Regions from separate parts of the Homo sapiens genome. Here region 1 is linked to region 2. The links are chromatin loops, found by intact Hi-C in ENCODE. Cell type or tissue: heart left ventricle. All regions are shown on one strand. Links, peaks and the distances in the headings refer to the core of each region. The heading gives the core; the rest is flanking DNA. Region 1 has its middle 590 kb from the start of LINC00374. Region 2 overlaps LOC105370220 (a long non-coding RNA gene).

Evidence for each region. Peaks named below come from ENCODE experiments on the same cell type or tissue, not always from the same donor. Only the 100,000 strongest peaks of a DNase experiment are listed, where the experiment ranks them.
Region 1: a loop joins it to region 2, with 9 times the contacts of the local background. A loop is called at or near these places in 1 of 110 quality-filtered maps.

The regions. Positions count from the first base shown.
Region 1 is chr13:58,821,766-58,826,169 of GRCh38, forward strand. No RefSeq gene overlaps it. Among named protein-coding and RNA genes, the nearest start is that of LINC00374, 590 kb to the left of the region's middle. In heart left ventricle, for the core only: no CTCF peak of the experiment used is centred there; a DNase peak (open chromatin) is centred at 2,236.
Region 2 is chr13:58,744,515-58,748,918 of GRCh38, forward strand. The region is part of intron 5 of LOC105370220 (a long non-coding RNA gene); the gene reads left to right. Among named protein-coding and RNA genes, the nearest start is that of LINC00374, 510 kb to the left of the region's middle. In heart left ventricle, for the core only: no CTCF peak of the experiment used is centred there; no DNase peak of the experiment used is centred there.

The sequences.
Region 1 (4,404 bases), core at 143-4,142, 77 kb after region 2:
CAAATTGTTCCATTCTTTCCTTAGAATATTCCCAACACATCAGTGAAAAATGTACAAGACAAATGAAGCATTCAAAAATCTTACTTAATTCTATTCCTCATTTTAGAAGAAGGTACTAGTTGAACACAAAGTGAAATGCTAAATTTTTTAAAAATGTAAAATAAAAAATATAAAATGAAGGGGTATCAAATTAAAATGTTTTAAAACAGCAATAATTTAAAACTATCTGAGCAAATAATCTAATCCACAACATACTTAAAGTCTGCGCACACTTTAAACTTTAATCCAATTCTCATTCTTCTCAGGATAACTTTTCATCTAGGGATGAAAGCTAGAGATTTGTAAACTTCTTTATGTTTAAATTCCTATAGTAAAATGCATAAAATTATTATGAAAACCAACAATATTGAAATATATTTAACAAGATGTTTTAAAAATAGATTTATAAATGGATATATATGGTTTATTAACATTAAATAAGATCTAGAGTATGAACTAACTACCGTAATTTTCAAGTACTGAGCATTACAGTAAGTCTACAACTTAAAATTATATGAATACTCTTAAGATTCCTATTGGTGACAAGATTATAGTTGTTGGTAATACTATTATAAAGTTAATAAAATTGGGATATAATTTTTCCCATTTGGACTTTTGAGGTTCTATTTATTCTATCCCTGGACCAATATGGAATAAAAATGGAAGGCTAACCAGCTCTTATCAGTGCAAAACTTCATGAATCTTTTGAGATTTACCCAGAATTGCTAAATATCTCTGATCCTCAGTCACCCTCCTTCTCTCACTCATTTATGGAGCACTTGCTATTTCCCTTTCCGTAATAGTTTAGGTTAGCTGTTTTCCCCATTTCTCATTTTAAATTACGACATTTATTTGCCTATCAAATTGGCAATACTAAAACAAATTTAAAATACTGTTGGGAAGTGTACTATTGTGTCCAGAATTGGTGCGGACCTTGCAGTGAGTGTTACAGTTCTTAAAGATGGTATCTGGAGTTTGTTCCTTGTGATGTTCGGACGTGTTCGGAGTTTCTTCCTTCTGGTGGGTTCGTGGTCTCGCTGGGTTTGAGTGAAGCTGCAGAGCTTCACTGTAAGTGTTACAGCTTTTAAGGTGAGGCGTCTGGAGTTGTTTGTCCCTTCTGGTGGGTTCCTGGTCTCGCTAGCCTCAGGAGTGAAGCTGCAGACCTTTGCACTGACTGTTACAGTTCATAAAGTGGCACGTCCAGAGTTGTTTGTCCCTCCTGGTGGGTTTGTGGTCTCGCTGGCTTTAGAAGTGAGGCTGCCAACCTTCACGGTGTTATACCTCATAAAGGCAGTGCGGACCCAAAGAATGAGCAGCAGTAAAATTTATTGCAAAGAGCAGAAGAACAAGGTGGAAGGGCACCTGAGCAGGTTGCTGCTGCTGGCTCAAGTGCCCTGGTTTTATTCCCTTATCTGGCCCCACCCACATCCTGCTGATTGGTCCATTTTACAGAGAGCTGATTGTTCCATTTTGCAGAGAACTGATTGTTCCATTTTGCAGAGAACTGATTGGTCCGTTTTACAGAGAGCTGATTGGTCTGTTTTGACAGAGTGCTGATTGGTGTGTTTACAATCCTTTAGCTAGACACAGAGTGCTGCTGGGTGCATTTGCAATCCTTCAGCTAGACACAAAAGTTCTCCAAGTCCTCACCAGATTAACTAGACACAGAGTGCTGATTGATGTATTTACAAACCTTTAGCTAGACACAGAGTGCTGATTGGTGCATTTACAAACCCTTAGCTAGACACAGGGTGTTGATTAGTGCGTTTACAATCCTTTAGCTAGGCAGAAAAGTTCTCCAAGTCCCCACCTTTCCCAGAAGCCCAGCCTGCTTCACCTCTAACTGGTACCTGGAGCGGGACTTTGCAGTTCCTAGCCCAGGCACTCCGGCATCCCAGAGGGAGCTGGTCCCAGACAACCAAGAGGAAAAGGAGGGAAGTGAGAAACAGACCCACCATTGTGGCCAACGACCCCGCAAAGAGGGAACGGCGGTCCACGCACAGGACCCAGTCTCTGATAAAGCCCAGCAGGTGCCAAGTGCTGGGCCCACCGAGCCCACGCCCACCCGTAACCCCCGCACACCCAGAACCCGCGCCTGCCCCGCGAGCGCCACGCACAGCCCCTGCTCCCTCCCGCGCCTTTGCCTCCGCACCTCCCTGCGAGCAGAGGGACCCGGCTCCGGCCTCGGCCAGCCCCAGAGAGGGGCCCCCACAGCACAGCGGCAGGCTGAAGGGCTCCTTGAGCGCGGCCAGAGCAGACGCCTAGGCCGAGGAGGCGCCTAGAGCGAGCCAGGGCTGCTAGCACCTTGTCACCTCTCACTATGAAATAAGTAATAAAAGCCCTTAGACATTCCTAGTAAGAACATAATTGGTACAGTATTTCAGAAAAGCAAATGTACAGAAAGAATCTATAGTTCAGACTTTCACTTCCTGATAGGAACAGAAGACATGACCACTAATTTTGTTTTGGAGAAAACAAAAAGAGAATTTTTTAAAAGTGAAAATGCCTCAAGGATAAGAAGAGTGGTAAAGAAGAAAAAAAGAACAATATTTTGGAAAATACAAATCAGATGAAAGATTTAGGAAAACAGAGAAACCTCAGTCACAAAGTCCTCAATAATTGGTGAATCCAAATTCCTAGAAAAGAAGGATATTTCAAATAAGGAGCCCTGCTTGAAAAATTGTCTTAAGAAGCTGTTAGATCCATTCTGTTTTTGAGACCCCATCTTAACTCTAAATAGTGTAACAATTGTCTCTCATCACTCAACCACTCACTCTAGAAAAGACTGGACTTTATTTTCTAAAAAGGACAAAATGGAGGATTCTGGACTGCATATACCAGGCAGGGTTAATGGAGAAGAAAATATATACTTACTGAATGAGGAAACCTCCAGTATGTTTCTCCTAACTGACCCGCCTCCCATAGGATTAGGCTAAATAAAAATCACATTTTTATTTATAGCATAAAAGATACAAAGACATCAAATCACACTCAGAGTAGTCTTCAAGCAGCAACTACCAACCACATGCTGCAGAAAACTCTACATGAAAGACAGAGGCCAAAATAAAAAACAGCAGACAATTAGAGGGAACAGACATTTTCATGGCCAAGGAGAAAATCATACGTGTGTATGTATGTGTGTCCGTGTGTGTGTGTGTGTGTGTATAAAATGAAATGTATATATATACACATGTGAATATATATAATTATAGTAATAGAATTATATATATGTTTGTGGGGGTATATATATATATGCATGTATATATATAATTCTAGAGATAGTAGCAGTTACTAACATCTTGGAACAAGAATGAAATACTATTTTTTACAAGAAGAACAGAAATAGATCTCTTGAAAATTAAAAATATAATAACTGAAATGAAAAATTTAATAAAAGAGTTGGAAAACAGAGTTGAGGAAATATCCCAGAAAATACAGTAAAGCACAAACAAATAAAATATTGGAGAGCAAAGGTAAGAAAATGTAGAGTACTAGCCAAAAAGTTTAATATTCACTGAGAATTCTAGGAAGAGAGAATAAAGTAAAAGGTGAGAACACCAATTAAATAAAACAAGAACATTTTTCAGAACTAATGCGTGTAAGATTACAAAGGGCTCATAGTACTTAGCACAGTAGAGAAAAGCATGCCCCCACCAAGGCACACGATTTTGAAATTTCAGGAAGCTGGAGGGACTCTGAAATTTTACAGGCTTTCAGAGGTAAAAATAGGTGGCATACAAACATAATGATATACACTTAATCAGGAACTTGCTGATATTATGCTTTACGTGCATTAGGAAAGAGAGCCAGGAGGGACAAGAGCATGATGTGTTAGAGACTAGGGGAGAAATAAATGCTACTTTGTCATTTTCCATAATGGGAACTTAATGCCTCAAATAGAAAAAATTAAGAAGTAGAAAGGCAAACACATTAACTTAGAATATGGTGGTTAAAACTTGGCGACAATGAATTAGCTGAGATAATTGACAATATTTGTCTTGAGGGAGAAAGAGAGGAGAGGAACAGGAAACTACAATTTCTAAAACTATGTGATTCTGTGTGTGAATGTGTAACTTTTGTTTTTGAAAAAGAATAAAGAATAAAATATGTTCAGATTATTGATTTACTAATAAAAGTCAGAATTATACCTATAATAATCTAATTCTGTATACCAAATCAGTGTTTATAATGCAAGTACCACAACAAGGAAATAACCAAAATGTATAAAAATAAAGAAAAAAGTTATGAAATTATGCCTCATTCTTATCATAAGGACATTATGTAATCAAACATTTTGAAGAGATTTAGCAATATAAAAATGCGTATAAATTAATATCAAGTGAAAAACCAAGATGAAATGATTTA
Region 2 (4,404 bases), core at 187-4,186:
TGGTTCTGAATTTGGTCTGAGATCAACATCACTCAGTAATCATTCATTACAAGGAAATTTATTTCTCTTCCCTTTCTCCTCTTATTTCATAAATTATTGTTGCCATTGTTGTTAGTTTAAGAAACATCCTGTAATATATAGCTCCTTTTTTTTCTTTTTAAAATTCTAGATATCAATTACAGTGGCCTGACTGTCTCATGGGCAAACTCCTTCCTTGTTTTGGGATGTATTTCATCTGAGCCAGAATTGCTAAACTTGTTCAGAGCTATTACAATCTTTTCACCCGCTTTAAACTTAAATTTCTCTCAACAACATTCATTCTATCCTTTCTAGTTCATAGATCACTCACAATGACAAGCAAAGACAAGTAAAATAGAGTTGAGTGTCTTTGCCTTCTCTTTGTCACTTATCAACATTCAATCATTATACCTATCCCTCTCTTCTTTTCTTGATTACATTTTTAAAGCCCCTACATTTTATTACTTTTTTCTCAAAATATCTTGCAAAACTTTCTGCCTTGAAATTTTCACCCTCTTAGTACTTTTTTCTGTGGGCTTGTCCTGTCTCATATTCTACATATTCTATGTTGGCTATTTACCCCTCTTTACCATTTTCCTACATGACCTTTTATCATTGGAAAATTGTAAATTCTGGTATCTGATTTCCATAAGCACACAAAATGTCATATTTTAAAGTTAAATTGTGAATGCAGAGTTACATTTAGAAAAGATTGTCTGATTCTCTAATATAGCCCAGAGTAGCACTGACCCTTCAGGAGGCTCAGTTTTTAGCAGTGAGGGTGGGGGAAAGTAGGGAAGAGAATAGAGGTGAGGAGGGTGTGAAACAGAAGTTTATGGGGTTTTTTTGTTTTGTTTTTCAATTTTTGGCTTTTTGTTGTTTTTGTTGTCGTTGTTTTTTTTTTGAGACAGAGTCTCGCTCTGTCACCCAGGCTGGGGTACAATGGCGCGGTCTCAGCTCACTGCAACCTCTGCCTCCTGGGTTCAAGTGATTTTTCTGCCTCAGCCTCCCTAGTAGCTGGGACTACAGGCGCCTGCCACCACGCCGGGCTAATTTTTGTATTTTTAGTAGAGGCGGGGTTTCACTATGTTGGCCAGACTTGTCTCGAACTGCTGACCTCATGTTCTGCCTGCCTGGACCTCCCAAAGTGCTGGGGTTACAGGCATGAAGAAGCTTTAAGGAATATGCATTTAATAAAAGCTATAAGGGAGAAATATGAAAAAAATTTTCAAGCTATGAGATTTACATATATATGTGTATATATATATATATACATATAAATTCTATATATCCGTCTAGTGAATATCTTGATACATCGATCTTTATTAACCAAGAGGAATTATCTTCCCTTTTAAATTGTCCCAGTTACTAGAGTCATTTTTAAATAAAAATATTTTCATTTTCTTGCAATATTAGCTGCTAGTAAATAAAATATCTTTCGATTACTTTCCTATTACTACCAAATAGCTTCTTTTTTCATGAAAGTAAACATAGGGATAAAAAGTTTTATCCTTCATGTTGTAGGTTTTGCCTTAGATATTCCATTGTAATGTGTTCTAAAATCATTAGTGAAGATATTTTAGTAGACATTGGAAACTTATTTTCATTTCACCCCATAAATATATAACTATAAGTAAATATTTTATGCATGTTATATTTTAACTATGAATATAAATCAATGGATTATAAATAAAATATCTAAGCATATGATGAGACCATATACATAGTTTTGCTTGTATATTTTATGTTTCTTCTCAGTTTACCATCAGTCATGACTGCTGAATACATATTAAGCTAAAGTTTCCTAAGTTTGCTCACAGGGTGTTTTATTTTTTAAAAGAAAATTTAATATTTAGCAGTCAGTTAAAATATTGATATTTTCTAAAATTGAACCACATTTTGGTTAAAACACTTATTTTTCAATAAAATACAAATGAATATTTTTGTTAATTCTGAAAGTTGTGTAACCCAAGTTTTTGATTAGAACACTTAAGCATGTTAAAATACACATTGTATTGTCATGGCTATTGGTTTCCCGCATAGGGAAGAACTCAGTGGCATTTGCCTAGGGTGCATTGCATTGGCCTACCTATCATTAAATTCTAGTTTAGAGCTGCAAACTGAAGTGCTGCCTGGTTTGGTAAAATTGAAACTGCTTGTTTGAGCCATTTCAATGATTAGCCTACAAGAAATCTATCAGTCCTGAAATAAAAATGTACTCAGGCAGTACACTTATTGGAATGCTAGACTCTAGGTTCCTTCAGCAATCATAACTTTCAGGTGGAAAGTTAATCTCTAGAAGTATTTTGTTCTGTTTTTGTTAGTTTTTAAAACAATTGTTGGAAAGCCATATCCTCTTTCCTGCCTTAAAGATGTTTCCTGGCTACAAGTATAATCCTTTGCAATGGTATTTTTGAGGGCATGCAAGGAAATATGGAAACTTTATGGACCATTGTCCAGTCTGAATTGGCCATTCACTGTAGGAATATTACAGATTTGATTTCCATTTGAGTGAAAGATTGGATTATAGGAGCTCTAAGATCTAAGAGTCCTTATAACTGTGATGTTCTTTAACAGGTGTAAAAAATAAGTGGTCAGTGTATGTGTGGAAATTCAAAGATATATAAGAAGCTAAGAGTAGAGATTATTCAATTTAATAATGATCATCATTATGCACCCCATACCAGTTTAGTTGTTGAGGGTGGCTTTGTCAGGAGCCCAGTTCCCTTCTCAATCAGATTATAGCAGGGGTGAGAAAGAAAGCAGAATTTCTAAAGCCTGTGTTCCCAATAAGCCATACTGCCTCAGCTTTCTTGTTGGAGAGTCAAGAATCCTAGTGAGTGAAACTGTTTTATTATTTTTTCATTCCAAACTCTTTTACTAGAAACCAAACTTCAGGAAAATATGATTAAACTCAATGACTGTGAAGATATCTAACCTAATATGATTCTAAAAATTCTTTCGTATTCCCAAGTTTAAGTCTATGCACCCTGTGGTGGAAAGAATTAAGCTCATTATGTTGTTTATTCCAGGTAACTATAAAAAATGGAAACTTCTAAATTTCACACCCAACAATTAGCTACTTTTCTATTCTTTACTACTGTGAGTATAATTGGATTTGAATGAATAGGATAAATATAAGAGCAATCTCTTTATGTGGTGGCAGAGCAGTCAATAACCTGAATCTAACATAAGCATTATAAATATACACTTTGTTAAAAATAATAAAATTATCAAAGCAAATATAAATAAACCCACATTAAGATCAACATTTCCTAACTTAATCTCTATATCATTGTTTAATATATACTTTTTTATAATTGCAACATTATTTAATGCTCATTGAAACATTTTCTGTGCCTTTTCTTTTTGGTACTTTTTAAAAAACTTAGTTCATTACTTACATAATAAGCATTCAACACAAGACTATTGGTTGAGGATATTAACAAATATAATAAGTGAAATAGCTGGTACAACTGTAAAATTAAATGTGAACTATATTTTAAATATTTTCAAGCTATTTAAGTAAATCAAAGTTTAAAAATTCAACAAATTATATCTCCGAGTACTGTGAGACGGTTGTTCTTAACCTCCCTACTGTTTAAAGGAAAAGAGGCCCCTTTTCCTGCACGAGGCTAATCCTTCTACTCATACTTGAGATTCCATATCCTCTCACCTGTGTCTAAATTATTTCCACCTCTAATATTTTCTTTTTATAATGTTTAAAATTGCCTAAGATGCACCATTTTAACTGTAGTATCAAAAACAAAAGCATTTCCCTTCCCTCATCCTTCTCGCCACAATCTATTTTGTCTAATTATTAAACTTTTCATCTAATTCTTCCTTCATAACACCATTGGAACTGATTTATTAAAAGGCACACCTGTCACAGTGTTGCCAAAAGCAAAGAATACATTTCCATCCTAATCTGACCTAATCTCTCTGTGGTCCTCGAAACTGAAGACCACTCTCATTTATTATGCTATTTTCTTTCACCTGGGTCTTTTGGCTGCCATGATATATTTTTCCTGGGATTTGCCTTTCTTTTTCAGAGTCCTTCTTTGATTATACAGAGTTAGGTTTGTTGGGTTTTGTTTTGTCTAAGATTTATCTATAAGCTTTTCTTCTTTCCTCCGTTTTTCTTTTCTAACCTGGTCTACTTTAATTTTACACTCCTTTCACTCATGACTTCAATGATCTAGAAACCAATGATTTCTAAATCTGCAACTCCAAGCAAACCTCCCACTAGACCCTAGAAATTGTATTTTTGTTCTCTTAATAGATACCTCTATATATGGATGTTACATGGCTTATGCTCCAAAATGAACTTATAGCCCTATAACATCTATTATTTTCCCTTCTCTCATTCTTTTGCTAATGACAAGT